7 separate regions of the Homo sapiens genome follow, and all the other regions are linked to region 3. A link is a loop called in an ENCODE intact Hi-C map of the cell type or tissue named here. Cell type or tissue: PC-3. All regions are shown on one strand. Links, peaks and the distances in the headings refer to the core of each region. The heading gives the core; the rest is flanking DNA.

Region 1 (4,434 bases), core at 239-4,238, 250 kb after region 3:
GTTCTCTGTGTTAACCGATTTGTAGTCTATTTGGCTCTTCCCTCATATCCACAAGATGGCTGCTGCATGTCTACAGTTCTCTTCTTCCTGTGAAGATGTAAGCAGCAGAGACTATCCTGGGTGACTTAATCATAAAAAGGCTGTTAAAGGATGATCACTAGCTCACAGAATCACTGGGGAGGCTGAAGAACCAGATTTAGGGACAAATAGAACAATAGTCAAGCCATTGCATAGAAGTGATCAAAAAATACCTACCTAAGCCTAAAATATTTATCTAATACAGCATCCATTAGGATTCCAGTGCTGCTGTAACAAAATGCCACAAACTGGGTGGCTTAAACAACAGAAATGTATTGCCTCACAGTTCTAGAGGCTCAAAGTCCAAGATGAAGGTGCCAGCAGGATTGCTTTCTTCTGAAGGCTCTGAGGGAGAATGTTTCATGCCTCTCTAGGCTTCTGGTGATTTTCTGTCAATCTTTGGTGTTCCTTGGCTTGTAGACACATCACTGTAATTTCTACCTTCATCTTCACATGGTGTTCTCCTTATATGTGGACCTGTGTCCACATTTCCCCTTTTCACAGACACCAGTCACATTGGATTAGAAACCCACCTCACTCAAGTATGACCTCATCTTGACTAATGACATCTTCAACAACCCTAACTCCAAACAATGTCACGTTGTGAGGCACTATGGGACAGGATCCCGGCATATGACTTCTTGGGAGACACCATTCAGCCCACAACCATGTGTTAAAAAGAATCAAAGAAATAATGTGCATAAGTTGTTTAGCACAATGTAAACTGTTTGGTAGATGTTATTAGCATTTTATACAGTCAGTCCCAATGTTTTGTCACTTGACATTTAGCTGTTTCGCTCATTTAATCTGATAAAGAACTGTTCTTTTCTTTTACTATGTTGACTTACTCATTTGATGATGTTTAGCCACATCAGACACACTTCTTCAGGGATCATGAGAATCTATATTGGAATGTTGTTTTAAGTTGTGGACCTCAGCCAAACATTATTTCATCAAAAGACTCATGTTGGTGGCTATAAAGATGGAAAAAATAGATCTGAGAAATCCAAAAGTGGGGAGGGTGGAAAGGGGGACAAGAATTGAAAAACTACCTATTGGATACTATGTTCACTATTTGGGTGATGGGTTCTCTAGAAGCCTAAACCCAGCATTATGCAATACACCCATGTAACAAGCCTGCATATGTACCCTATGAATTTATAATTTGAAAATAAATAAATAAAAAAGATTTCTTTTTTACACACACACACACAAAAGAGGCTGAAGTTGCGACTGACATATCAGCAAGACATAGTGTCTTCTCAATCCTAGCCAGCCCCAGATGTAGCATTCAAACAAAAACAAAAACATGTCTTTGTTCCTGCATTAATTCACTTAGGATTATGGTATTGAGCATACATGGACATACACATGGGAACATTAGGCACTGTGGACCACTAGACAGGGGAGGGAGCAAGGGAGATGTGGGTTGAAAAACTACCCATTGAGTACTATGCTCAATACCTGGGTGCAATATACCCATGTAACAAACCTGCACATGTACTCCCTGTGTCTACAATAAAAGTTGAAATTAAAAAAAATAATAATAACATGTCTCTAACTTCCCCAGTTTTAAACCTTGGAACTGTTAGCAGAATTTGTCAGAGGATCTCACAATTTCGAGAATAGAAAAAGAGTTCAGGCCGGGCACGGTGGCTCACGCCTGTAATCCCAGCACTTTGGGAGGCCAAGGTGGGTGGATCACGAGGTCAGGAGATCGAGACCATCTTGGCTAACACAGTGAAACCCTGTCTCTACTAAAAATACAAAAAATTAGCCGGGCGTGGTGGCGGGCGCCTGTAGTCCCAGCTACTTGGGAGGTTGAGGCAGGAGAATGGCGTGAACCCAGGAGGTGGAGCTTGCAGTGAGCCGAGATCGCGCCACTGCACTCCAGCCTGGGTAACACAGCGAGACTCGGTCTCAAAAAAAAAAAAAAAAGAAAAAATTCAAATGACATAGGATTTCATTTCACGTTCAGAGTTCAGCTTGAAGCTACCACTGTGGACCACTCTTAGAAACTGGAGCCCTAGGGACATGAGTTCCTTGTGAATCAATGCATACTCATTGTATTGATACTCAGCCAACTTAACACGTGGTCTTTAAGGATGACCTTCCTAAGATGTTCTGTTAAACATAGGTATTTATCAAAGTGATTTATTTCTTCATTGGCCTTTTTTACATCACACTGGAGAAGAATATACAAGTGACTCAGATGCATTAGTAACCACAATGGAAATAAAACTTTCTCTTAAAAATTGCATTTTAAACATTCATTTAGAAGATGAGCAATCTAAAATGGTATTTCTATTGGAAGTGGTTTTCTGTGAAATCGTGACTGCTTTCTCCACCATTCGTTTTTTCCATTTACTATCAGTATGTCAATATTATTTTGAAACTTTAGTCAATTGGACTACACTATAAATCCAAGTTTTCATTTTCCCTCACATTAACTTTTCTTCATCTCCCTTTTCAGCTATTAGTCATCATTGTTGATGCCAAAGTCCTTAGCACGTAGAGTTCAATTAGCTTGACAAAGTGTATTAGTTATGAAACAATTTGCACTTTATTTGCTGGCTATTGTTTTCAAACCAGTTTAACTAAGTAACTTACATAAGTAAATAGGAAATAACAACTAGCAAATAATTGAAGCTCAGAGTATAGTTCTTTTGAAGTAGGTGAGTATATTTTGGCTGTTGGACATTGAGTCCTCAGCAACTCTAGACTCACCATTCCTAAGCTTTTCTACTCTATAAACTTTCCTTAATTTCACATTAGCCATTCATGTGTGTGATTATACCTTGAAATTTCTCACCACCGGATCTGATTCTCTTAGGAAACTGAAAGCCAGAAATTTCCTACTTTAACAAAAGGACCCTTTATTTTTATCACTCAAATTATCTTGCTCCCTTTTTGCCTGTCCTTCAACCCTCACCATAATTGTCAAGTTCTTAACTCTGCTGTGTTCTCCAGATCTAATACCTTTTGGTGGTTTTATGAAATTTATGGTAGATTTGTCATGACACCTTGACAATCTCAAACTCTGGACCAATGTAACTAAACAAATTTTTCTATTCCTTGGCTTCTAAGTAGGCTGGAGAAAAATCTATACCAATGCTTTTCTGATTTACTGTAAAGAATCATCAGAAGACAAACATAGTTTAATTTCAGGATTTTATAGTCACTGTTCTATGGATACTTCACCAACATTATAAATGGGTGCTCTGGTTATTTGTAACACCTGTTCATAACATTTTCTATATGAAAATTCTTGCAGCCATAGTCTTTCATGGAGAATTTAGACCTTCATTTACTGATTTGCCCATATTTGCATCAGCCCCAGGAGTGAGTAAAATGTTGGCTCTGCCCAAAGTCACTACCTTGAATCAACTCCATACAGTCATTGGATGAAAGTCTATCCAAGCCCAAGTCTTAGTTAGGCTCCTCATTTTAATAAGGGGATGTCAGTATCCCTGCAGGCCTATTTGATTGTCAAAGCATGATAATCCTCTAGCTATTCCCTACATGCCATGTATAACCTTCAGGTTTTAGCCAGAGAATGTAACTTAAAATGCTTTGCCATGTAATTTTTATCAAAAACTCAGTTTGAGTAATGCTATTCATGGATAACTTACTAAAGAATTTGTAGTCTATGCGTTTTTTAATGTATTTTAAATTCCATGCCTAGATCATGCCAAATTAAACCACATTTTTGTTTTCTTATACAATTATTAAATATTTTTATAGAGTTTATGTGTTGGAACTATGCCTTTGGATTTATTTAGGGAGGCCAGTTGCAATGTTGCTCACTCTACCACTTGGTGCCCTTTTCATGAGGATTCATGGAAGAAATTTCGATTAGGTTTCTGTGCTTGAAAAAAGCTTTTCTGAAGGAATGTCAGTTTCCTTCTCTGCTTTGTTAACTATTAATAGCATGCTTAGATTGTAAATGTAGGACAGCTATATAGTAGAATTTTATATTATGCAGTTTGGGATATAACGTTCACCTTGGGCATTATTTCACCTGTACTTATTTTCTCCTTGCCTCAATTTTCTCATCCTATTTTTTATACTATATTTTCTTAAAATGCTGTTAAAAATCCTTTATAAAAATTAAGCAGAGACTAAATTTATAACTCAACAAGTAATGCATGAAAAGAATGACCTCTACCAATATTTTCAGGAAAGACACATAGTTATAATGTCTTTTAAAACAAGGCTATTCTGTTGGCCTGAAATGGCTTAGTGGTCTCTCAAAACTGAGCTGACAGTGGCCTCCAGCAGAGAGCCAGCAAGAAAGCTAGGTGTTAGTCCTACAGAGGTAAGCAATCGAATTCTGCCAACAACCCATGAATGTGG
Region 2 (4,434 bases), core at 208-4,207, 1.9 Mb after region 3:
TCAGACCTGCAGACTTGAACTAAAATCAAACCACTGACTTTCCTGAGTCTCCAGCATGGTGACAGGAGGTCTTGGGACTTCTCAGCCTTATAATCGTCTGAGCCAATTCCTCATAATCTCATTAAATACATATGTTCTATCTCTCTGAAGAATCTTGACTAATACATATGGTCAGTGTTTCTTAACAAAAGTTCCCGAAGAAATTTTAGACTTTAAGAGGCTAGGAATGAGGGGGAAATGGGGCAGAAGATGAGCAGGACAAGTATCCTTCTGAGGCACCTGCCTCTGCTGAGAACTTTACAGTCTGTAGGCCAAAAAAGGGTGTTCTCTTCTAGCAAGGGGGTGACATCTGCCTCTGCAGGGTCTAGGAGAATCTGGGGCTCATCCATCCAAATGTCTGCATTTTATGTATCAGAATCCCATAGTTTTTCTATTAGGACCCTAACTTTAATATAAAACAACTATAAGATTATACATTTTTAGATTTTCAGCATCGTCTGCTCTCTGATTGCAGGAGATAAAAGTGACTTTTATGGCATGTCTTCAAATTAAGTTAGAAAACGATGTAATCTCTGTATATAATCTCTGTATTTCCAAAATAACCTTCAAAACAGGCACTGGTAAACTTTTTTGAAGGGGCCAGATAACAAATATTTTGGACTGGTGGACATTGCTCTCTTTTGCAATTATTCAACTCTGCTTTGTATTGTGAAAGCAACCATGAAAAATACATAAGCAAATGATTGTGACTTTGTTCCAGTAAAACTTTATTTACAAGAACAGATGGTCAGCCTGAAGGTCATAGCTTGCCAGCCCCTGCTCTGAAGCAACTATCAAAAACCCATCCAATGACATGTTCCTTTCAATTGTTATTTTCCTCATACTGTCTAAGTGCCGCTGCTGCTGCATAAACCTGCTTCTCACCCCATACTACCACCTCATCCCACACAGAGACTCTTTGTCATTGCACTGACACTGCATGCCGGGGGCGGTCCCATTCCATTCACCACCAGCAAACGGGTTCTACTGCCCTCTGATCAGTGAGCAGTCCCATCTAGAAGATCTCCTGATGCTCTTTGTTTTCAACTCAGTTTAGCCCAGAAAGCACAACCTGAGAAAAGGGCTTGTGTGCATGCAGTCCCTGTAGAGGTGGGGAGGCAAGGGCAAGTAAGTTTAGGAAACAGGAGGGGGTAACTAGGAAGGAAGAGACAGAGGAGGAAGCAAATACAATGGTGCATTATCCTTCAAGTCAGGATTGTTGTCATCTCCATTTTACATATGAGGAGGCTGAGGCTCAGGGATGATCCATGGCTTCCCTGAAGCCACAAAGTAAGGATGCAGCAGTCAGAATGCCAGAATTCAAATGTGGATTACGTGGCTCTCCACCACTAGCTCCCAGGGTATTAAGTGCAGGGAACAGGAAGACCCCCAGCCTCTATGCTTAGACATTGTGCCACTTTAGAATAGTGTCCAACTCTAATCCTTTCAACAATCTTGTCCAATTATGTATTTAGAGAGATTGTCTAGGCCTTTCCAATCAACATTTCATGAATATACAAGCCTACCATCAACCAATTACGAGTGTGTCCAGTTCTCAGGGTGACCTGAGAGCCACATGGAACAAGAAAGCTTTCCAGCCAGTGTTTCCAGCAGCAAGCATCCTAACCCAGGCCTCGGAATCTGAAGATACAGTGCTCAAATATCAGTGCTTCTGAGCTACTAACCATTGTAATTGCCCAAGTAGATGGCCAATGAATTGCAATAATTCATAATTCAGTTTTTGGTTATTAATAAGATTTATTGTATCTTACACAAAAGAGCATTATAAAATGATAAATATTGTAGGATAGAGGCTGAGATATAACCAAATATTGCTCTTGATCTTTAGCAAAAATCACTTTCAAAGGACAATTGATTTTCAGCCTCTGATTAAATCCCTGCTAGTGGAAGTGTAGGGAGGTGACCAGCTCCTATCTCAATCAGCCAATCAATAATTATAAGCCGGGTGGGGAAAAAAAGCAGTAGTGAAATAGTTTAAAATATCTTATTCCATGGTCTCAAGTGCCGCCTGCTGACTAAAACTGTCCACTTCCAATTCCAGCACTTATTAAACTAGAGATAATATGTTAATATTAATTTGCTTTAATTAATAAAATATTCCTAGAATATGATTTTAAATTCACATGACATTCGGAAGTCACTTATATTTGCAGTATTCAAGAATTACATGAAGTATGTGCTCATTAAGAGCGATTTTAAATTTTATCTTTTGTCACCACCTGGTGGTAGAACATTTTCTCACTTTTCTTTTTTCATTTTAAGCCTTACGTTGTTGCTAAGGAAAATTTCTAAACCAGGGAAACCAGTTAACCAGTATTGATTGTCAAGTATTAATGTATACTAAACATACTGTATGTACTTAATATCTATTGAATAAATGAATGAGTTTTTAATCTGTTTTAGTGGATTGCAAATGTACTTAATCTTTTCATTTGAATGACAAGAAGTTCTCAAATGTAATGAATAAAAGCGGTCCACAGTATTATTTTGTCAGAGGCAGTTTTCTTTCTTTAAAGTTTAATTGGATTTTTGTTTATGGTAATACAAACACATAATTAAAAAGTAGTTGATTTAAAAACGCATTTTATTATGCCCTCAAGAATAAATTCATTTAACATTGTAATATTTTTAAAATATTTTCCATAATACTAGGAGGTAGGAGAATATTTAATTAGAATTTATTAAACATGATTGAGAAGATGTGAAACTTTTGCAAATTCTTAACTTGAACTATTAAGAATAAAAAAGGAAAGGAAAGAAAAAAAAAAAAAAAACACCAAGTCGCACATCATTTGTTGTAGACCATCGCCACCTTGTGTTTGGAGAAAGATGTACTAAAGTCTGAGAATCTTTTAAGGTGGAAATTTTTTATTGCTGGAAAATTCCTATTTATAATTAAAACAAAACTTTACTGGAAACAACATCATTCCAAAGTCTGACAATATAATTACCTCCTACACAATTAGATAGGTTAAAATGTCAAAACAGTTGATTAAAAGTTATGAGTCAGAGTCATTTCTAAGCCCCCAGTTTGACTCTCGCTATGACATCTTGGGAAAACTACTTAACCCTTTTGAGTCTCATTTCTGCATCAGTTACACAAAGGGAGTCGATCTGGCAGATCATACTCCTCTGAGTTCTGTGAGGGCATGATGTGGAGGGAATATCAATTTTGAGTCTAAATGCAAGCTACAATAATTTTTCTGTCTCCAATATTTGCAATACTTCTGGGTATATAACCTGTTTAAACTAGAAGTTTTCTAACTACTTTCTCATTTGTGATCAATTAAAATATCCATTTGTCCAATATTACTTTAGACCATATGTTCCCAAAAGTAGGACTAATACCAAACAGCTTCCCTATTTCTAATTAGTCAATCTTATGGTACTAAAATGTGAATAAAAAGCATTTCCCGGTTATGAAATATGCACATTAGTTGTTTCTCTAGACAATGTTTACATTAAAACAATTCTAATAGCTCATGTATATTACCAGATTTCCTCATTTCATGGCTACTTGTTGAATACTTACTTTGGTATAGACGTCGTGAAAATTGTGAATAGAATATTGTGTCTATAACATATGAATCTGTGAAACAAATAAGAACACATAAGGTGTAAATAGAAATTGACACCTTGATGCTTATCTCTCACTTTAAAATGCAGACAACTTGTTCTTTTTTTCAGACAGTCCCTCTGTTCATAGAGGACAATAATGTGTTTAATAGGTCAAACTGTTAATTGTTCCAATAATTTTATGTCAAATGTTTTGAGTTTTGTTCTGTTATCTCTAGAAATAAAAATTAGCTTACATATGTAAATTAGAACATGTTGAGATTAATGTTTATATAAGCCCATATGTATTCTATAAAAATAAAACCCAAAATATGGGGAGTAGGGATTAGGATAGCATGTGTTATTTTGGGTGCCCATTCAAATCAAGGAGCAAAAATTGGATTATGAAACTCACTACAAGAACCCCATATTACATGTCACTTTTACTAGTGCCTTGTACAAATTTACTCCTGTGGTCTTGTTTCTACATTCAAATGTTTTTCCAATTCACATTTTGCTTATAAATATACATATATGTCCTATGTATATATTTGCATATTACCACAAATGCCTGATGAGTGCTAATCTTTAAATAAAAGAGAAAAAGTAAGTGGATTAAATGTTCTTCTGAGCATAGATGGAGTTTTTCAGCTTAGTAGTTGGCAACTCCAACATCCATGTCTCTGTTGAAGCGATTAAAAAAGAATCATTTCCCAGAACTACAGGTGCACAACAGATTGGAGTCATTATGCAAAAGAACAGAAATCTGGATAGAAACCCAGAGAATAAAAAAGCCATGTTCCCGGCCATCCTTTTGCC
Region 3 (4,434 bases), core at 238-4,237:
TTTGACCCTACAAGGCCCTTTACATTTTTATGTAGTGTTCTATTTGAATATATTTGTTCAGAAAAATGGCAGAACCTAAGCCTTTGACACATCAAAGTGCTACGGCACCAGGTCTGGACTTTAATGGCACCCATCGTCAACTCTTGGGCCCCAGAATTCTATCAGCACATTTACTGGAACCATCCCATGAGCATACCACAGAATCCACACTTTTTGCTTGAGTCTCATGTTACATAGAACCCCCAGTTCCCTAGGAAAGAAACAGCCTTCGCAGAGTCAGATATGAAACAAAGGCATCTGGTGCCCAGTCCCATTGTTCTTCAGTGGTTATTTGTCAACTCTGTAGTCAGTGAACGATTTAAAACAGACATCTTCATGCATTATTCAGTAAAAGCAAGCTTGTCATACAATATGTGGATACCACATTTCCTGAAGGGAATTTTCTGCCTTTGATTATTTGTACATTTCCTTCCTTGAAATTCTCAAATATGCAGTTACAAGATTACCTGCTGATCTGAACAACAGTTTTATGAATGCCTCCATTTAATTGTATTGACATTGTTGTTTTTAGTGTTTGCATACCTTCCAAATACTTCACATGATAAACAACTCATAAACATTCCTGTTGAATTGACTGTGCTGTCCCAACTGGACATGAAATTTGAGTTATTCTCATTACACTCATCCATATTTAGGCAAAACTCTTGTTGCTTCATGTTCTATCTTAGAAAGAAGAATTTTAGTTGATTAGTCTTTCAGTTAAGGTATTTGTAGTGAAAAACTTCTGAAATGAAAAGTTTGCTATCCAAAATACCTTTGAAAATTGTAGGTAGACAGTGAAGTATTTATGCTGTTGATTGAATACCATCCTATAATATTGTAGAGCAATGAATTTATATGTATATTATTAAAAAAAACTTTAGGTACCTAGGTCATTTCCAAATATGCTATTTTTGTTTTCTGAAGGAGTGTACTGAAAAGAAAGGAAGAGGAAACCATACTACTTTCTTAAGTCTGCTGTAACAAATTACCACACAGTGGATGTCTTAAAACAACAGAAAATTATTTTCTCAAAGTTCTTCAGGCTGGAAGTCTGAAATGAAGGTGTCAGTAGGGCCATGTTCTCTCCGAAGGCTCGAGTGGAGATTTCTTGCCTCTTTCAGCTTCTGGTGGTTTCAGATGTCCTCTTGGCTTCTGGCTGCATTAATTCCAATCTCTGCTGTTGTCTTCATATGGCCTTTGACTCCTTCTCCCTGTTTTTTCTCTTCTTCTCTGTGCTTCTTATAAAGCACTTGTGTTAGATTTAGGGCCCACCTGGATAATCCAGGATGATCTGTTTTCAAGATTCTTAACATAACATAATAATGATATGGACCAAGACCCCATTTCCAAATAAGGTCACATTCACAGATTTTGGGGATTGGGATGCTGACATACTTTTTCAGGGACCACCACTCACCTCACAGCATCCTCTAAGGTTTTATCATTAGTCATTTCACTTTGGATGTGTATGAACTATTTCATAATAACCACTTACTTTTATCAGTCACACAACCTCTGAATTCACTAAAACACACTTATTTGACAGAATCGTGAAGTGAAGTTGGTTTTCCTTCATAAGTTCAAATAAATAGCAATAATTTATCCCGGGGATATTTACACACACAGATTGGAAGTGGCAAAGGTCTTTTGACAAATAGGTGCATTTCGTTTTAGGCAAATGAGTTATTGAAATTGACCAGCCACTTCCCAAAAAGTTTTGTCATTAATAAAAGTTGAGAAACCTTCTATTTGCAATTCAGAGGTGGTTACCACTAGATGGGAGTCTTGGCTCATTAGAGAGCCCCAATCTCTTGACTAGTGGCTCAAAGACCATCACTTCAGAAGGCATGTTTGCTTTCCTTTAAGTACAACACAGTTAAAATACTAAAATCCATGTGAATAAATGTGTGCTGTATAGATAGAGAAACAAGACACTGAATTAAAATAAAATGCAAGGAGAACAGAATTCCCAGGCATTATAAGTTACCTTCTCCAGTTTTCTTCCTTTTGGGCTAAGGTGGTAATTATAAATCCAAGTTGCCTTACTTGTACCCACTGTTCTTTGGTGCAGTGGTTATCTGCTTGGTTGCACATTGAATCCTCTGGGGAGCTTTAGAAGATACTGATGCCTAGGTGCCCCTGATTTACCTGGGCATTGGGAGCAAATGCTGAAAAGATCCAGATGGAGATGAAAAACAGTGAGAACCCTAGGAAGGCATAGGAAGCTGTACTCTTGAGAAAGCAGGCATAATGAGGAAGAGAAGACGCAGTATTGATAAGCTCAGCAGTTGCTGAGCAGGTAGAAAGCAAGACGGAGCATTGCCATGTCACTCTAGGGGCAGAGGTTCAATACACAGCTGTTGCTGAGTTAGACCATTTCACAATTTGGGGATTCTTGTGGAAGTCACATTTCTCTTATTGTACCAAGTATTCACCCAGAAAGACATCATCTGAGATAGACCATGGGACTCTGTTTCTTACAACCGCAAGAGCAGGGCACAGAGGACCTTCCATTGAATAGTCTTTGGAGTCCCTGAGCTTTTCCCTCTAAGTCTCATCCCTCTCACTTGTGGGGGCTTAAGAGATTTTGTTACCAGAAAGCGATTCTGATCCAGATCCCAAGAGAGGGGTATCGGATCTTGAGCAAGAAAGAATTTGGGACAAGTCCACACAATAAAGTGAAAGCAAGTTTATTAGGGAAGTAAAGAAATAAAAGATAGGCTACTCCATAGGCAGAACAGGCTATGTTCATACAGAGAACAACCAGAGGGCTGCTGGTTGGCATTTTGATGGTTATTTTTTGATCATATGCTAAACAAGGGGTTGATTATTCGTGAGTTTTCCAGGAAAGGGGCGGGCATTTCCTGGAACTGACCATTCTTCCCCTTTCAGACCATATAGGGTAATTTCCAGATACTACCATGGCATTTGTAAACTGTCCTGACATTGGTAGGAGTGTCTTTTAGCATGCTAATGCATTATAATTAGCATATAATGAGCAGTGGGGTTGATCAAAGATCACTTTCGTTGCCATCTTGGCCAAAGCCACCATCTTTGGTGGGCTTTCTTTTTTTTTCTTCTCTGCATCCTGGTTTATCAGCAAGGTCTTTATGACCTGTATCTTGTGATAACAGTCCTGCCAACCTCCTGTCTTTTCCTGTGACTTAGAATGCCTAACCTGGGAATACAGCCCAGCAGGTCTCATCCTCATTTTCCCCGTCCCCTATTCAAGATGGAGTCACTCTGGTAATTTGGGCACAGTGGATTGGCCAATCCTCCTACTGCTGCTTAAAGTTGCCAATGACTCCCTCATGGTCAACCCAGGCACAAATAAATCCAGTAGCAGAAGACACCAGAGTAGTGGGTCTCAGTTTTGACCTTCCCTGACACAAAATGCTAGTAGAGATTTCTTAAAATTGTTTGTATGTTTCTATTAAACATTAACTTTTATAAGATTATGTCAAATAGAGCATGATAAGAGGAATCTTGTTGGAAGAGGAAATATTGAACACTCAGCTTACCTTAGCCCCACTCTCTCACCCTTTTTTTGAATTATGTTTATTTTTTGTTTCCACTTTATTCACCTCCCAGTTGAAAACACAGTGTAGAAAAAGGTGAAAGATTCTTTATCCAGGAGGAACAATACCCCACCATCTCAGAAACACAGGGTGAATTTTTATCCATTGCTTGTCCCAAATGTAGCTTTCTGTACACTATTCCATGGGACAAGAGAAGAATTAGAGTCATATCTGTTATTCTCAACCTTGATCGCATAATGAAATCACTTTTTAAAATATTGATGCCTGTGTTCTACCCACACAGATTTTGATTTCATGAGTGTGGGGTGTGACCTGGGAATTGGGATTCTAAAAAAGCAACTGAGGTAATATTAACATGCAGCCAAGGTTGGGAACTCTTGGTCTACCTGCTGTCCCTAATCCATCATTTTCTATGTCTAACCACTGGCTCACAAATGGAATACTGTCAATCAAGGGTGTTTCTTTTACTTTATTTGCAAAATATTCTTTTTTTTATTATTATACTTTAAGTTTTAGGGTACATGTGCACAATGTGCAGGTTAGTTACATATGTATAAATGTGCCATGCTGGTGTGCTACACCCATTAACTCGTCATTTAGCATTAGGTATATCTCCTAATGCTATCCCTCCCCCCTCCCCCCACCCCACAACAGTCCCCAGAGTGTGATGTTCCCCTTCCTGTGTCAAAATATTCTTTAGAAAATACAAAAAAGCATTTAGAATACACACATATGCAATATCATTTAAACTATTTCCAAAATGTTCTCAATGAATCCAGAATTCATTTTTCCTTCATTAATATTTTTTCCTAAAGTTAGAGGGAAGCTACAGAAGTATTTATTCATTCAGTGA
Region 4 (4,434 bases), core at 290-4,289, 150 kb before region 3:
GTATGAGGGCACAATTAATGTACATCAGGAAGGGAAGACTTTCTTTTGAGGAAGAGGCATTTAAACTGGACCTTTAAGGTTAGGTAGCATTTCTGCAGGACAGGAAAGACAACATAAGTTAAGAGAACATCATGTACAAAGGCACTGAGTCATGAATGTGAGGATGTGCTTGGGGAATATTGAGTAGTTACCACTTAATGTATAGTTTTATTGATAATATCTTTCTTTACTGGAATGTAAGTTCTGTGAGGGCAGGAATTTCTCTCTCTTATTTCTGAGAGAGAAATAGGCTAGAATGCTGTAGGCCAGAATGCTTCCTGGCCTATAATAAATGGCCTTAAAAATGACTTTTTTGGGGGGATTTGGTCATTACTTGGTAGGAGATAGGGCGCCACCAGCCGATTCTGACACTAATGTGAAACATGAATTGTAAAAAGAAGCAAGCAGAGGTGGAGCTGATTGCAGAAGTTAAATAACAATGCATGGAGGGCAATGTGAAAAGTGGAGAGATTTTGGAGCTGGTATTTTATAAGATCTAGTGACTATCAGTATGGAATATAGAAGGCTGGGTACATGAGATGGAGGTGTTGAAGGAAAAGACCTAAGAGCAGAAGTTTGGAGAAGGCCTGTACTTGTGGGCTGGGAGAAGGAAGCCACAAGGGAAGAACGATCACAGAAGTGAAAGGAGAGAACCAGGCTAGAGTATCATGGAGAAGAGAGTTAAGTATTTTACTTTTTGAGAATCTCATAAGTTCACCTGAAAGTATAAATGAGTAGAGTAGTTCAATAAAGAAGAAAATTAACTTACATTGTTGTGAATTAATCTGAATGGTACATTTATTTTCCTAAAAAGATTACAATCATGATTTTTTAAACAGGCACATAATTATTTTCTGTGTTTATCCGATTAATAGTATCATTGTGATATTTCTTAATAGTACTAAGTAGATAATATGCAATAAAATAGAAACTAGAATGAAGTGACAAAGTTCGAAGTCTTAATCTTCACTTTGTCTTTTATAAGATGATAAAAGGCCGGGTAGGATTTAGAATCCCTAACAGTTTCCCCTACTAACTGAAAGACGTTGGACTCATCATTTGGCTTCTCTGGGTGTGTGATTTTTTTTCACTTAGAAAATTGAAAGAGACGTTTTCTAAAAATGTCTTTCCTTCAAGTGCTATAATATGTCTTTTTTATTTTACTGTTATGTGAGATTAGGAGTTAAAATTGGCTCAATAGAGGGGAATTTTTAAAACGTTTTTTGGAAAACAGAGAAATTTTTCTAAAATGCTTGAAGTTTACAAGTACTGTCAATTTGTTAAGGAATGAATTATAAAGAAAACTTGTGGTGTTTAATCATTGATTCTTAGGTCACCACCAGCAGCACTGATGTCTCTTCTTAGCATTCAAGAGGACTTACTAGAAAATGTTTTGGGGTGTATTCCTGTTGGACAGATAGTTACTATTAAACCACTGAGTGAAGACTTCTGTTATGTTCTGGGATACCTTCTCACTTGGAAATTAATACTAACTTTCTTCAAAGCTGCATCATCACAGGTAAATAAATATGTGACAACTTTCGATAGTTCTGTCCTAATATGCTTCTGATACTGTTCTAAATACCTTCCTTTCAGTTTAATAAAAGGAAAATCCTTATGTTTTAATCTCATCTTTTAAAATTTATTTTATTTTGTTTATTTGAGACAGGGTCTCACTCTGTTGCCTGTGCTGGAATGCAGTGGCACAATCTCGGCTCACTGCAACCTCTGCCTCCTAGGCTCAACCGATCTTCTCACTAAGTAGCTGGGACTACAGGTGCAAGCCACCATGCCTGGCTAATTTTTATATTTTTGTAGAGATGGGGTTTCACCGTGTTGCCCAGACTGGTCTCAAACTCCTGAGCTCAAGCGATCCACCCACCTTGGCCTCCCAAAATGCTGGGATTACAGGCATGAGCCACTGCGCCCAGCCTAATCTCATTTTATCCAACTAACTTCCATCTGCTTAATAAGTTTACTCCTGTCCCTTATACCTTACCTTCCAAGCAAAAGTAATTACTCTGATAGGTGGCCAGATCAACTTTTTTCTAACTGAATGTAGTCACCAGGTTCTTTTATTTCAGGAAATAATATTTATATAATTTAATTTTGTACTATCATAGTAATGATTTCAAAAGAATTGGATCTTGTGTTTTTTGTTTTTTTTTCGGAGGGAGTCAGTTTGTCACTCTGTTGTGGAGATATAACTTAATACATCATTGGAAATTTACCTTACTTGAAAATCACTGTTTGGAGAGAGATCTGTGAAACATTACCTATGTAATAATTCAAACTGTTACCTAAGTGGTGAAAATATCTGAAATATTTTGTCCAAATTATTCTAGCAGCCACTAGATGTCTCTGTTGTCTCATGTTTAGGAAGTAAGACCTTGTCCAAGAAGAAACTGGAAAGATCTCTCTAGTTTTTCTGTTAGAAGGATCCCCACTTGAAGATAGTTTGAGCCGGGGAAGTGGAGGTTGCAGTGAGCTGAGATCATGCCACTGCACTCAAGCCTGGGCGACAGAGCCAGACCCTGTCTCAAAAAGAACAAGGAAGATCCAAATCTCTGTCAATCTTTGATTGAATTAGCCTAATAAAATATGTGCCTTCTTTTGACAGGTCAATACAAAAAGATTTAGTTTATCATTTAGTGTGATTAAGTATTCATGGCATTCATTTCCAATGTGACTTTTTGGAATTTTTAAATTATAATTTATGTTGTTGCTCATACCCTATACCCTGGTACAAAGATATCAATTTTTGCATCTTTGCATTTGTATATCTGTGGGGAAAAGTCAAATCACAGAAGCAGCATTGATCTAGCTGTTAAATAGATTAGTTTTCTCTTTAGGCCTGTCACTTATTTTTGTGACTTAAGCTAGTTTTATTTGCTGATGATATATTTCAAGAGCTCCTTATTTGGCTTTTACATCAATTTCTTAAAATATTGTTGATCTTTAAAAAATAGCAGCAGATTGAGGCATTTGTGTATAAGAGTTTTGTTCTCATTTTATATTCAGAAATTAGGAAAATGGCCATGTGTCACCTTTTTCATTAAGCTGGGATTGGGTTAGGGTGCAAAATTATACGGCAGCATTTATTATTATTGAGTCTGAAACTTGAACTGAGCTGTGGGCAGATAAACCAGAATAACCCACTAAGTAATACTAATTAGATGAATCCTGAAATAAACAGAATTTTTCTTCGGAAAACTTTAAATGTTCCTAAATCATGGGTTAACTTTTTTCTCAAAAAAACTAGCAAATCAGATTGAACTGGAAAAAGTTGTATATGTACATGTGTATGTTTTTGTGTCTGTTTTATAAAGCTTTACTGAGATATTGCACATACCATAAAATTTACCCACTTAGCATACACAGTTTGGTGTTTTTAGTATATAGTCATCCCTTGATATCTGCTGGGGATTGTTTCCAGGCTCCCTCCCATGACCCCCACCCCAGCGAATACTCAAGTTCCTTATATAAAATGGCATATAGTATCTGCATCTAACCTATGCACATCTTCCTGTATACTACTTAAAATCATCTCTAGATTAGTTATCACTGATACAGTGTAAATGCTATTGAAATAGTTGCTATACTGTATTAAAGTTTTTAGTATTTTTATTGTTGTATTGGTTTTTTTAAATCACTTTTTTTGCCCCTCAAATGTTTTCAATCTGCGATTGGTTGAATTCTCAGATGTGGAACCCATGGAAGTGGAGGGCTGACTGTATTCACAGAGTTGTGCAACTGTTAACCACTATATAATTTTAGAACCTTTTCAACATCCCATTGTAATTGATAGCAATCACTTCCCATTTCCTCTCAAACCCCGCAGCTCCTGACAGCCATTAAACTGTGTTCTGTCTCTATGCATCTGCCTGTTCTGGACATTTCACATATCTGGTCTTTTGTGTCTGGCTTTTATTTTAGTATATTATTTTCAAGATTATCAAATTGAAGCATGTATCATAAGTATTGCATTTATTTTTGTGGCTGAATAATACTCCATTTTGTAGATCTATCACATTTTGTTTATCTATCTGTTTATCCATTAATGGGCATTTAGGTTGTTTCCTTTTTTTTGGCTATTGAAAATAAAGCTGCTGTGAACATTCGTGTACGAGCTTTTGTGTTGAAATATGTTTTCACTTGTGTTGTATACCTTGGAGTGGGATTGCTGGGTCGTATATGTGTGTTTTTAAAAGTCCATTGATATTGGTGATTAATTTTTTAAAAATCTCTAACTTTTTGTTTTGAAAAATTAAACAATGAAGTTGGAAGAATAATTCAATGGAAAATCACATACTCTTTTAGATAAAAAAGTTACATACATCTTTTAACATATTGCTACATTTGCACATACTTTCTCTGTATTTACTTTTTTTCTGC
Region 5 (4,434 bases), core at 176-4,175, 460 kb after region 3:
CTGACTTCAGATATGCTTGTTAATAGAAGAATCTGAGTGGCTCAGAAACAGATCCTGGAAACGTGCATGATTTGTTTTAACTGAGGGTCCTGTTAGAAGTATATCTTAGGAGTCTTAGGAAATCCTGTCATGTTTAGGAAGCCAGCTGTATGATCAAAGACTCAAACAACGTGAGTTGATCCAGATAATATGAGTAATGCTTGTCAGTTGGAGAATTTGAATTAAACTCATCTGTCTCCAACCCCCAACCCCCCCAACCAGATAAAAATATAATATGAAGAAAATTTCTCCTGAAAAGGTAACTTTATTGGTGCTTATTTTTATACTACTTATTTCTGCTTTTTTTTTTTTTACTGAAGTGCTATATCATGAGATCAAATTCTTCCTCTCTCAAAGAGCAGTTTTCAATCTATCAAAAGCAGTATTAAGTGATGCTCTCCCCACAAAGTCACCAGATCAGTGTCCCTGCTATTCAAAATCAGCTTCAAGACCAGCTTCCAAATCCTCTTTTAACCAAAGGGTTACTTTGAATTCCCTCTAAACTAGAAATTATTTGTTAGCTAGAAATACCCTCATAATATCTGCGAATGCCTCTACAACTAAGAATTTTGTAGTCACACTAGTGAGAAAGAAAATTAATAGTTCTTCTTTCCATTGAGCTCCAAAATATACTTATTACTCAAAAGCAGTTGCCAGCTCTCTCCAATCATCTTCCCATGCAGTTGGGAAGTTGATAATATTCAAAAGTTCATGCTGGACTGGCTGGTTAGCATTGGAACTTTTGTGTTTTCTTTCTGATGTCTGTAACTAATCCTCCATTTCTTAAATTTCTGGATTATTTTAGAATTACAATCACTTTTTATACATAAGTGTTCAAAAAGCAATTTTAGTTCTTAAATTGTATGTGAAATCAACACAGACAGTTTGGCCAGATAACTAAAAATCACAATGCTGAAAAATTATTCTGATTTTGTGTAATACATCACAGCATTTTCCTTTTATGTTTGTGCTTTAAAATTTTTTTTTCAAGTTGAAATGCCTAAACTTTAGAAAGTTTTGAAGTTTGGCACATGTTGGGTGGAATACTCAGAAACTTGGAGAAATTCACCTTAAGAATCCAAGATTTAAAAACTAATTGCAACATCTCAATGAATTAGTGATATTTCCTTGCCTTCGGTTGCAGAAAAATTATTATCTAGGTGTCCTTTCTTATGAGATTCCTGCCAATTCTAATTCCTGCTCTAAGTATGAGTTGTTTAAGACTAAAACTATTAAGGAGAAATCTTTAATCATGAGCAGCCCTATAATTTATTAAAACTCTTTTAGACAATAATTCTAATAATGCTTTAAGGGACCTATAGCTTGAAGTTCATTGTTTTTCCATGTTTTGTTCATGTAAGTCCCTGCAGAATCCTACAGGTTGAATTTAGAATGTTTCTTTATTGATCACTCCAACTAGCACACTTAATGGAAACTGAAAGAGATACTCACTAGACACAAGATGGCAGTAACATGCCACCTAAATTTTATGATTTACTCATAGGGAATAGAGTTGTGTAATTCAAATCAGAGACTTTTTATGGTAATTTTTATCCTTTTGGGAAGGTGGGGACATAGATGCCTTTGAGAATCTGATTAAAATGATGGTCTCTCTCTTCACTCCAACCACTAAGTATATAAATTTCTGATGAAGCCTTTTCGTAGACTTAAAAAGTTTAGTCCTGTGAAGACTAACGTATATTTTTCTCTTGAAAATAAATCCACAAAGGGAACAGATGATACAAAGAGTTCAGTAATCCAAGTTACAAGAGAAGGACAGACTCAGAAGTTGAGGCTTTTGATGGCATTTCATCTTCTGCCTTTCTAGGGAAGAATGATAAATTGCAAAACTTTAAACAATGTATTGTGTATTCCTAGCACTTTCCGTTATAAGAAAGAGACACATCAATAGGTTAATGATTATTTCCTTATTAGCGGTAGGTCCTTTTCTGTTTAATTTCTAATCTTCTGATTAAAAGTTGTATTTTACCAAAAGTTTGAAAGTTTTCTTCTATTAATTATCTGACTTCAAAAAACCACAAGCAACTTTTCTTACCTCTTAAAAGTTGTATGTTTTTAAACATTGTAAGCTTATTTTGTGTTGTTCTTATTATTGTTTTGAAACAGTATAATATAACCTGTATAGCTGAGTATCAACTAGCATTTCAGTAATTCTGATGTACACATATATCCTAAATTTGAAATATATATATATATATATATATATATATATAAATAAAATTTAAACAGAGTGACATATGGTTGCAATTAAAGTTTTGTTGTTTGGCTTTACAAACCTTAGTAGAAATCCTGAGGAATGAGTCCTAACTCTGGCACAGGTACAGCTTAAGTAACCAGCTTCCATGATCAGTACATGCAAACTTGGAAGAAAATAAACAGGGGGACGGGCACAGCTGATTATCATTCTAGAATTCTGATTCAGAGTTACAGCTTTCAAGTTTGATAAGAAAGTACTGGCGATTTCCCGGAAGCAAGCAGCTATCCTGGTTTTACAGAACACAAGGTGGCAGAATTGCTCCTTTTAAATCACTGATCTTTAACTAACTTAAAATTTAGAAACATTTCTAAACAGCAACACATAGTAAGAGGAATGGTTGAAACACTAAATTCCCACAAACATTAAGGTGATATTATGCATAATGAAACAAAATATATATTGTGAAAAGCTCATTATGCTAGCTTTTTGGAACTCTCATAAAGATAAGTGAAAATATTGATTGACTTCATTAAAAATGTCTTTAGTAAGTTACTAGAGCATCATTTAGTGAATTCTTTCTATAATCTGAGTTACTTTTACATTTTAACAAGTTGCAATAGTGGTTTTAATATTTGAATTTAGAAAGGATACACTCAACAGATATCATTTTAATATATTGTTTCAGGTGAAATTTCAGCCATTGTTTCAGTGAAATATATGTTGACACCAGATTTTCTCATCTAAAAAATTAAATTTTATTTATCACACAAATATGTTAAAACATCATACCGTTATGGAAGAGACAGCAACAAAATATGATGTGAAGATCACATGCCTTCGAAAGGCTAGTATTTAAGAATTATTATAACTATAATAAAATTATTCTAGTAGACATAATGCAAGAATTATTTTATTGAATTTATCTGAAAGTACTAAATCAATTATTAGATATTTATTAGACACTGCCACCTTCAAAATATTTAAACATTTTTATATTGTAGCAGAGATTGTTGGAAGCTTTAGGATTAACAGAACTCCAAAAAATTGGCCAATGATTGAACAACTATAGACAGCCCCCATTTTAATTAATAGTGAGTGTTTATAAAAAGGCAATTAGAGGTATAATGTCTGGAAGTAGAACAATAGACTTAGAGACTATCAGGAGAGTTAAATTTCTGATATCTGAAAAATGCTAATCCTTCCTTAATTTGGGAGTGAAAGGAGGTAGTGTCCTTCAGGACTGGACCATCCATTGGGTGAATGAGAGCCCCTGGACGTACCAGGAATCAGCTTCAGTGGAGGGGATCAATACTCACATACCAATTACTGATTACTGGGGAATCCAGTGGGGCATTTGTTCTTTCTCAGTCAGCAGCTGCTCCCTTGAGCTCCAACCTCTCCAATGGGCAGAGGTAGTGATGCAGGCAGCTCCCAATCTCTTAACTTCATCATCAGGTTACCTAATTTACACAGAGCAGGGATAACAGAGCATGTGTTTCTACCTCCCCCTTGCAGCCTGGTCAATGAGTTTTGGGCCTGTTTTGGCCACCTTACATGAAGAGGGGATTATTTTGGACAATTCCTTTGCTGCTTAACATTATGGCAATTCTACCCCTATCCCAGAGGAAACAGGTGGAGGGGGCTTTGAAGTAGGAAAGAGGACAGCAGCTCCTAGTGTCCCACAGGAGCAAGGGAATTTCAGGTGCCTTGGTGGGTCCTTTATAGACCAGGTGGAGAAAAAGGTCCTTTTACTTGACATTGATCTTTGTTCACAAATACTATCAAATGATCTGGTGTAGGGGCAGTTCCACTCCCCTCTCCCAGCCCCTCATCCTCAGCCACATGACAAATTTGTTCAAATTTGTTAATAATCAGATAGTGTCTTAAAAAAATAAAACTATATGTACTTTGAAAGGTAGATTTAGATTTGCCAATGCACAATTTATATTTAAAAACAAAGTCAGATTATCTGAAGGCTAGATTTAGAGTGGTCAATATATGATAACTGTATATGGACTGTCATATATAGAAAAGTGACAGATGATTTTTTTTCTCTCTTTTGAGACAAGGTCTTGCTCTGTTGCTCAGGCTGGAGTGCAGTGGTGCTATGACAGCTCACTGGAGCCTCAACGTGGGCATAAGTGATCCTCCCACCTCAGCCTTCTGAGTCACTGGAA
Region 6 (4,434 bases), core at 145-4,144, 93 kb before region 3:
TTCCTGAGAAGCTGGTTGTGATGCCACGGTCAGATTTTGTGAATATGGTGGAAAAAAGGAATTATTGACAAAACAAAGGTTGTGAGAAGTGCTTTACTGGATGCTGCTGGGGTGGCCTGTTAACTACAGCAGAAGTTGTAGTCAAAGAAATTCCTAAAAAAAGAGAAGGACCCTGTATTGGGTGCAATGGGTGGAACGGGAGGTGTTATGGGAAATGGCAAGTTCTAATGATTAGAATAGCGTTTTACTTTAATTAATGAACTGTGGCAGGAAGCCCAAGGCAGTATTCCTCACCAATAACTTCAGAGAAGTCAGCTGGAGAAAACGACTGAAGAAAAGGCTAGCAGATGTTTAGGAAATCACTATAACAATCAGTTACTGGTTTCAAGTGACAAAATATATAATGTTTTACTGCTGTCACTGTCCATGCCTACAGATAATTTATTTTGTATTTTTGGATAAAAAGACATTTGTATATTCCTAATACTGGGTGCGAGAGCACCTATGGTTCCAGTTCCAGCTACTCAGGAGGCTGAGGGAGGAGGATCGCTTGAACCCAGGAGATCAAGTACAACTCTTTCTATATATATATATTTTTCATATTTTTACATAATAAAATTCTATATGGCAGTTAAGAGGAGTAACCTAACCATATATCAAAACATAAATCTCATATAATGTTGACTGAAAAAGAAATTTGAAAAATATGTCCAACCTAGTACCAGTTATGTAAATTTTAAAATACACCGTATGTTGCTTATAAAGATATGAATGTTTATAAACGTATAAATACAAGATCCATGTTTTTACATGGATTAGATGGACATACACTAAATCCATAAGAGCCTTGGAGAGAATGTTACACAATTAAACTGAAGGCAAATAGAGAAAGAACATCCATCTTATTTGTAATATTTTAGTTCTTGTATTTAAAAAATATTTTAAGGAAACATGAGAAAATACTGTCATTTCTGGGTTTAAAACTTGGGGTTTTGAAATTTGTAACCCAGCCGGGTGCGTTAAAGGCTCACACCTGTAATCTCAGCACTTTGAGAGCCCAAGGCGGGTGGATCACCTGAAGTCAGCAGTTTGAGACCAGCCTGGCCAACATGGGGAAAATCCGTCTCTACTAAAAATACAAAAATTAGGCAGCCGTGGCTGCAGGCGCCTGTAATCCCAGCTACTCCGGAGGCTGAGGCAGGAGAACCGCTTGAACCTGGGAGGCAGAGGTTGCAGTGAGCCTAGCTCGCGCCACTGCACTCCAGCCTGGGGGATACAGCGAGACTCTGTCTCCAAAAAAAAAAAATACATAAGTAGAAATAAAATAAAATAAAATTTGTACCTCAAATACTTTTCTGTATTTTTATTTCTCAAATTTAAAAAACGAGCTGTAAAAATGTTTCATTGCGAAACAAATTTCAGAAATTGACTCAAAAAGAATGCAAATACTTGAATAGTCTAATAACTTACAGATGTTCCAAAACATCAAAGATCCATTCACTCAAAAAGGCACCAAGCCCAGCCAGTTTTAAGGCTTTCTACCTAATGTTCCAGAAACAGTGTCCTAACTCACATAACGAGGGTAGCGTAATCTTGGTAAAAAAAAACGGAGCCAGATTATTAGCCTCCCCAATTCAGCAGTGTATTAAACCGCATCATCTTGCTTAAGGTTTATAAAAAGAGTGCATTCATGATTCATCAGGAAGGCAATTTATAAAGTACAGTAAAAAAACGAGGAAAGTCTTCATCTTTATAGCGTAAAGCTTAAAGTTCAGCTGACAAAAAAACAGTAAAATTTATTATGTATTTTTTCAAATCCTTGCAAACTAGGAATAAAACAGAATTTCCAAATATCATTAGAATGAAGAAAGAACATTCACCTTAGTCAAAAACAACTCAGAATGCCCACTATCAGGTTCTAGTTCACAGAATAAAATTTAAATGTTCCAAAGAAGAAAGCAAATGTCAATAGTCACGGATTATACAACTGTCTACTTAGCAATTTCAAGGAGAGCCACTGACAAATTTAGAATTAAGACCCAACAACAACACACTGGTCGCCCGGGACGCCAGCCCCACTCCTAGGCCTGCGCATGAGGGTGAGGGCATGCGCATGCGCATGCGCACGCCCTGCGCACGCGCATGGAACGCAGCGAAGGACTATGGCAGGGGAGAACTTCGCTACGCCGTTCCACGGGCACGTGGGCCGCGGCGCCTTCAGCGACGTGTACGAGCCCGCGGAGGACACGTTTCTGCTTTTGGACGCGCTGGAGGCAGCGGCTGCCGAACTGGCAGGGTGCGAGGAGGGGAGGGGCTCTGACGGGAAAGGGTTGCGGCTTTCTGAAGAAGTGCGGTGGAGGAGGGCCGGAACGGTGACTATCACCGCCCTGAGCCGGAGCAGGCGGGGTCCACTTGCAGATGATTGACAGCCAGGACGCCGTAATTGAGAATTTTCCTGTAGCTACAAGTAATGAGTGTGCCGGGGACGCATCTCCTTTGCCAGGGGGCTGCTCTGTCTCATGAGCTCCCTGACTGCTTACCATGCAAAGGCGTATCTTTTCCTGTCGCCTGTTAATCTGAAGAACACATGTCCCTGAGAGAAGCGATAGTATAACACGTTTGGAAACAAAATATTCCGGAAACATTGCTTATTAATATTTTTAAAGTATTACATATTAAAATTGCATGGTATTATTTGATTTACTCAGCACATAGAAAGCACCCTTAACAAACATGAAAGAAAGTTGTGTTACTGGAGTGGGGAAATATTTTTAAACCCACTGAATAGCATACTCTAGCACCAGCCAGTCCTCACATGTGGCTACAGAGCGCTTGAAATGTGGCTAGTGCTATTGAGGAACTGAATTTTTCATTTAATTGTTACCAAAAAAAAGTTACATGCAGCTAGCAGACAATAGTCTACCCTAGCACTTTATTTAAATGGATTTATTGAAGTGATCGCCATCAATTTTAAATTAATAGCAGAAGGAATGAATACTGACATTGTGATTTTTAAATGTAAGGAATTTGGGTTGTTAGATTTGTTTGAAGATAAGATGAACTGGGTTTTCTCAGGATGGAACAAACAGCTTTCAGGTTTCAAAGATCTATATTGTATTTATTTATCCCTCTTAAACTTGGTCATATTTCTCCAGTATAAAATGTCCCAGCTCTTATTAAACTAGTCTTTCATTGTAGATGATGGAACTTTTGGATCTACTGGAATATACAGTGGAACAGTACTGTTTTATAACTTGTCTTTTCTTCTCAAGATAGCCCAGAAAGATTTACAAGCACAAATTGCACTGCAAAGTATGCTGTAAAAGGAGCTGATTTTGTTATAAAGTCTTGGGTTATTTCTAGTTTGGAATTCTAATTATTTATGAGACCATGATAGTTATTTTCAAAGAGAAGCCACCTGGTGAGATTCTCAGACCTTACTACCACCTAATAAAGACTTGTCAGATGTGTAGACTGGTTCCAAAAGTTTAAAACCTCTGGAGCTTGTCACTGGGTAGTTGTTTTGGGAGTTCAGTGCTAAAAATTTCCCTAAATGCCATCAAGCTGATCTTTTTAATGGGGATGATTTATGCTTTTGATGCATGTATAACATTATAGAGGGCTGGCACTGTGGTTCGTGCCTATAGTCCTAACTACTTGGGAGGCTGAGGTGGGAGGATCACTTGAGCAAGCCCAGGAGTTAAAGGCAGCAGTGAGCTGTGATGGCACCACTGCACTCTAGCCTAGGTGACAGAGCAAGAGCCTGTCTCTAAAAAAGAAGCAACTTCCAAGATTATAGGCAAGAAAATAAATTTAATGGAAAGATAAAGTACAGTAGAATGAAGATTTTATAGTTAACAGCATTCTAAGATGGTTAACATTCAAAGATCAGATACTATTTTCCCAATTAGCATATAGCTGTCCAGAAAAAGAATTTTTGTCCTGCTCTATTATTGGGGGACCTTTTAATTCTCTAGGATATACTGATGGCTCTATGAATGTTAGGTATTAAAAATGATAGAGGAACTTTTTTCAAAAATAAATTTTGTAATAATACAAACTTTATTTTAGGAAATACTAAGCTAGGAGCTCCTTGTGCGAAGGAATGATGTCTTTCACATTAATATTTCCAACCCTAGATTAACATTTTTCCATACTTTTTAATGTAATGGTTTGTTGAAATTAACTGAAAGCCATGTTTGGTAATAGATAACTTTTATGGACTTATATTACGTACCCAAAATATTAGTAATTTTGAGTTATGCAATATTAAGTACAAAGTAGTTGTCAGAAATTATAAATTTCTATTTTCATATATTTGCAGGTGAGTGATGATGCTAGAGAAATATATATGCTAGAAATAACACTAGCATGAGAGTTTTCTGTGAAGAGTATTTTGATTCTACTATACTAATATTTATTTATTTTTTTTTC
Region 7 (4,434 bases), core at 121-4,120, 77 kb before region 3:
AGACAGAGGCAGAGGTTGGAGTGATGAGTCAATGAGTAAAGGAATGCCAGGGGTTGCTAGCAACTGCCAGAGGCTGGAAGAGGCAGGCAAGGATTCTTCCTTCAAGGCTTCAGAGGGAGCATGGTCCAGCCCACACCTTTATTTCAGACACCTAGCCTCAAGAACTGTGAGAGAATGCATTGGTTTTACAACAAACAGTTGTAAAACTGTGAGAGGATGTGTTTGTTTTACAACAAACAGTTACCCAGTTGGTGACACTGTTACAGTAGCTCTCAGAAATTAATACGCTGAGTACAAAGTTAAAAGCTAATTAGGAATAGACATGGACACTGATATGGTTTGGATTTGTGTCCCCACTCAAATCTCATGTTGAATTTTAATCCCCTAGTATTGGAGGAGGTGCATGGTGAGAGGTGATTGGATCATGGGGGCAGACTTGCTCCTTGCTGTTGTCGTGATAGTGAGTTCTTAGCGAGATCTGGTTGTTTAAAAGTGTGTAGCACTCCCTCTTCGCTCTCTTCCTCCTGCTCCAACCATGTGGACGTGCCTCCTTCCTCTTCACCTTGTGCCCTGATTTTAAGCTTCCTGAGGCCTCCCCAGCCATGCTTCCTGTACGGCCTGTGGAACCGTGAGCCAATTAAACTTCTTTTCTTTACCCAGTCTCAGGTAATTCTTTATAGCAATGCGAGAACAGACTAATACAGACACTAAAGAATGATAAAGGTTTACACTTTACTAAAATTGTGTCCAGGAAAATTGCTTCATACTATGTAAAATAAAGAAAAATACAAGTATAAATTTGCAAATTGATCATACAGGAGGATTTCAAATTGTCTGTCTCAATTAGTACTACATCAAGGAGACCAAAAAGGCAAAGAGGAGATTTGAACAATAGCAGTGAATTTGATATAATAGACTAATATAGAACTCTGAAACTAACAATCAGGGAATGCATATTCTTTCTCAAGCACCCATGGGATGTTTACAAACATAATTACGTATTAGACCAAAAGTAAGTCCCTGTAAAATTCAAAGAATCAATATGATATAGCTAATCTTCTCTGACTATAAAGTGTTTAGGTTATAAATTAATAACAAAAATAAAATTTTAAAGTCCCCATACATTTACAAAATTTAAAACATGCTTCTAAACAATTCATATGTCAAGGAAGAAATAATGACATTTTAGGCTGGGTGCGATGTAATCCCACCACTTTGGGAGGCTGAGGCAGGCAGATCACCTGAGGTCAGGAGTTTGGGACCAGCATGGCCAACAGGATGAAACCCCATCTTTACTGAAAATAAAAAAATTAGCGAGTGTGGTGGTATGCACCTGTAATCCCATCTACTCGGGAGGTTGAGGCAGGAGCATTGTTTGAGCTTCAGAGGCGGATATGGCAGTGAGCTGAGATCATGCCATTGCACCTCCAGCCTGGGCAACAAGAGCAAGACTCCGTCTCAAAAAAAAAAGAAATGACATTTTGAAAATTAACTGAACAGAGGGTGAACCCTAATATAAACTGTGAACTTTAGTTAGTAATAGTGTATCAATATTGGTTCATCAGTTGTAACAGATATACCACACTAATGCAAGATGCAAATAATTGGGGGGAACTGTGCTTGTGTTTGTGCAGTCAGGGAGAGGAGGTTTGTGTAAAGTCCATACTTTTTTTTGTTTTTTAACCTGTGTCTACAACAAAACTCTCTGTACTTCCTTATCAGTTTTCCTGTAAAGCTAAAACTGTTCTAAAATATATTTGAAAAGTCTTTTAGTATAAGAGAAAACCAAAACAAAGCAAACAAAAAGGCAACAACATAATGATAAACAAAAAATTCAGGCTAGTGCTAACCGGTTGGATGAGAGGAGGTAAGGATGACTGGGAGAAAGGCTAGAGGAGAACCAGGCACCCAGATAAACAGCATAAAGGGACTGGCAGTGTTCCAGTTCTGAAGTTGGCCAGAGAGTTTCTTGGGTATACATTTTATTATTTTAAATTCATGTGAACTGGGCCACGATCTTACAGTCTATGTTATTCTCATGTGCAGAGGTTCAACTGATGTACCAAGTTCTTTATTAGTGACACACTAAAAATTTATTGCTTATGCATTTTATAATCTAATGTGCTTTGTCCAGAGCATAGAAAGTGTTCTATTCCATTTAGTCATTCGGAGACTGAGGATCCCTCTGTTTTGTGCCACCATCACAGTCAGCCTGTAACCTCTAAGTCAGCGTGGATATGGAAAAAAGAGGAAGATTATGCATGAGAGATTTTCGAGCCAGTCCTGGAAGTAGCATAAGTGACTTCAAATTCCAGTGGCCAGGGCTCATTCAGGTGGTTCCAATATAGTTGAACTGTATGCCCAAGAAGAAGAAGTGGTTCTTATAATTCTTTCCCCTAAATAATTGTGTTAGACAAAAACCTTGATAACAAAACCAGATAAGGGTTATATAAGAAAGGAAAGTGACAGGCCAACCACATTCACATAGAGGAAAAAAGAAGAAAACTTCAACAAACTAAATCTAGCAGTATATATAAAACAGATGATACACTGTGACCAAGTTGAGTTTATCCCAGGAATGTAACCACGGTTTAATAGAAAAATCTATAAATTCCATTTATCATTCTAATAGGTTAAAGGGAAGAAAAATAACACATTATCACCTCAACAGATGTGGATATACGTTTGTTGAAATTCAATACACTTGGCAAACTAGGAAGAGAAGGAACTTTCTTAACCCAACATGGTCTGTATACAAAAAACTGTGGCAAATATTCTGAAAGTAGAAATACTGGAAGCATTCCCTATAAGAATCAGAAACGAGAAAATTGCCACCTATTACCACTCCTATTCAACATTTTCACTGGAAGTCCTAGCCAGCAAAATAAAGAAAAAAAAAAATGAAAGGGAAAAGGATAGGAAAATACGAACAAAATTGTCATCACTAACAGATGATATTATTTACCAAGAAAATATTTAAAAAACCACTGACTTATTATAATAAGAGGGCTTAGGAAAGTGGTTGCCTGTAATAACAATATTCAGAAATCATTTGTATTTCTATGCGTTAGTCCCCCAAAGCAGGAAAATGTATTTTAATAATACGACTAAAAATGATAAATAAGGCATCATGGAATAAATATAACGTGTACAGGACTAACATGCAATTTGATTAAAATACTTTTTTGTTTTTTGAGACAAGGTCTTGCTCTGTCACCCAGGCTGGAGTGCAGTGGCGTGAACTTGGCTCACGGCAACCTCCACCCCACAAGCTTAGGCAATCCTCTCACCTCAGCCTCTTGAGTTTCTGGGACCACAGGTGTGCACCACCACAACCAGCTAATTTTTTGTATTTTTAGTAGAGACGGGGGTCTCACCATGTTGCCCAGGCTGGTCTTGAACGCCTGAGCTCAAGCGATCCTTCCACCTCGGCCTCCCAAAGTGGTGAGATTACAGGCATGAGCCACCATGCACAGCCTAAAAGATATTTTAAATACCTAAGTAAATGGAAAGTTATTTTATGTTTATGACTAGGAAGATTCACTGTTATAAAGATACCAATTGTTCCTATACTTACAGTAAAATTCCAGTCAAAATCTCAAAAGTGTTTTTCATAAAACCGGAACAAATGACCAAGAACAGCCTAGACACTCCTAGATAATAGGAGGAGCATGAGAGAGCTTGAGCTACTCAGATGCCAAATACTTATTATTAAACAACAGTAATTAAGATAGTTTTATATTGACCCAAAGATAAATAAACTGAAACAGAATGGAAAGTCCATAAAGAAACATGTACATATATAGAAATGTGTATATGATGAAATGGAACTGCAGAACAAATGGAATAGTACTGTATAAGTGATTATACACAAAGGGAAACAATGAAATTAGATTCTTACCTCACACCATATACAAAAGTCCACTAAAATTGATTAAGTTGTAAATAAAAAGGTTGAATTTTAAATTTGGAAAAAATATAGGAGAATATTTTTATGACAATGGAATGGGAAAGAGTATCTATAAAATAAAAAAGAATCACAGACCCTAAAAGACTGATAAATCCAGTTGCAGTAAAGGGTTTTGTTCGTCAAAAGGCATTATAAAGAAAATTGAGGCTGGACGTGATGTAATCCCTGCACTGTGGGAGGCCAAGGAGGTCAGATCCATCTGGGCCCATCCATGTTACCCCCATAAGACTTGAGGCAAGGGGAAACTGATGAAACATGCTGTTGCTCATGCTAATTGTTGTATGAATACTATGAGTAATAAAGTTCCTTGTCTCTGACCCAAAAGCCTTGTTTTTTTCTGCCAACAGTGAAACTGTGGCAGACTAATTTGGGTTGCAAGTGGAGTAAAATCTCAGATCCTTTACATTTCTCGACAGTGCAGTGTGCTGCAATTTTCCCTTGTTAGAACTTCCTTTAGTTCTGCC

The links. Peaks named below come from ENCODE experiments on the same cell type or tissue, not always from the same donor. Only the 100,000 strongest peaks of a DNase experiment are listed, where the experiment ranks them.
Region 1: it touches region 3 in a loop (4-fold over the local background); 4 of 110 quality-filtered maps call a loop at or near these places.
Region 2: it touches region 3 in a loop (7-fold over the local background); 6 of 110 quality-filtered maps call a loop at or near these places.
Region 4: it touches region 3 in a loop (5-fold over the local background); 6 of 110 quality-filtered maps call a loop at or near these places.
Region 5: it touches region 3 in a loop (4-fold over the local background); 7 of 110 quality-filtered maps call a loop at or near these places.
Region 6: it touches region 3 in a loop (9-fold over the local background); 2 of 110 quality-filtered maps call a loop at or near these places.
Region 7: a loop joins it to region 3, with 6 times the contacts of the local background. A loop is called at or near these places in 2 of 110 quality-filtered maps.

What each region holds. Positions count from the first base shown.
Region 1 is chr21:28,535,706-28,540,139 of GRCh38, reverse strand. It overlaps LINC00161 (long intergenic non-protein coding RNA 161), which reads right to left and starts at 822. Exons shown (of 2, transcript NR_026553.2): 1 at 612-822; 2 at 1-87. In PC-3, for the core only: no CTCF peak of the experiment used is centred there; DNase peaks (open chromatin) are centred at 679, 989 and 2,159; H3K27ac peaks cover 4,000 bases.
Region 2 is chr21:26,848,065-26,852,498 of GRCh38, reverse strand. No RefSeq gene overlaps it. Among named protein-coding and RNA genes, the nearest start is that of ADAMTS1, 4.9 kb to the right of the region's middle. RefSeq lists an enhancer at 1-158. In PC-3, for the core only: CTCF peaks have their summits at 2,019, 2,224 and 2,894 (motif pointing left); DNase peaks (open chromatin) are centred at 2,298 and 2,868.
Region 3 is chr21:28,790,627-28,795,060 of GRCh38, reverse strand. It overlaps a transcript of HEMK2 not described here. Among named protein-coding and RNA genes, the nearest start is that of HEMK2, 93 kb to the left of the region's middle. In PC-3, for the core only: a CTCF peak has its summit at 1,811 (motif pointing right); no DNase peak of the experiment used is centred there; H3K27ac peaks cover 882 bases.
Region 4 is chr21:28,938,344-28,942,777 of GRCh38, reverse strand. It overlaps LTN1 (listerin E3 ubiquitin protein ligase 1), which reads left to right. Exons shown (of 30, transcript NM_015565.3): 25 at 1,372-1,558. Among named protein-coding and RNA genes, the nearest start is that of LTN1, 52 kb to the left of the region's middle. In PC-3, for the core only: a CTCF peak has its summit at 2,394 (motif pointing right); no DNase peak of the experiment used is centred there.
Region 5 is chr21:28,334,578-28,339,011 of GRCh38, reverse strand. No RefSeq gene overlaps it. Among named protein-coding and RNA genes, the nearest start is that of LINC01695, 110 kb to the right of the region's middle. In PC-3, for the core only: CTCF peaks have their summits at 1,482 (motif pointing right) and 2,577 (motif pointing right); DNase peaks (open chromatin) are centred at 1,491 and 2,521.
Region 6 is chr21:28,883,074-28,887,507 of GRCh38, reverse strand. It overlaps HEMK2 (HemK methyltransferase 2, ETF1 glutamine and histone H4 lysine), which reads left to right and starts at 2,141. Exons shown (of 6, transcript NM_013240.6): 1 at 2,141-2,296. The coding sequence starts at 2,163. It also overlaps the pseudogene HSPD1P7. RefSeq lists enhancers at 1,724-2,282, 2,228-2,287, 2,283-2,842. In PC-3, for the core only: no CTCF peak of the experiment used is centred there; a DNase peak (open chromatin) is centred at 2,277; H3K4me3 peaks cover 1,892 bases; H3K27ac peaks cover 1,050 bases.
Region 7 is chr21:28,867,444-28,871,877 of GRCh38, reverse strand. It overlaps a transcript of HEMK2 not described here. Among named protein-coding and RNA genes, the nearest start is that of HEMK2, 16 kb to the left of the region's middle. In PC-3, for the core only: no CTCF peak of the experiment used is centred there; no DNase peak of the experiment used is centred there.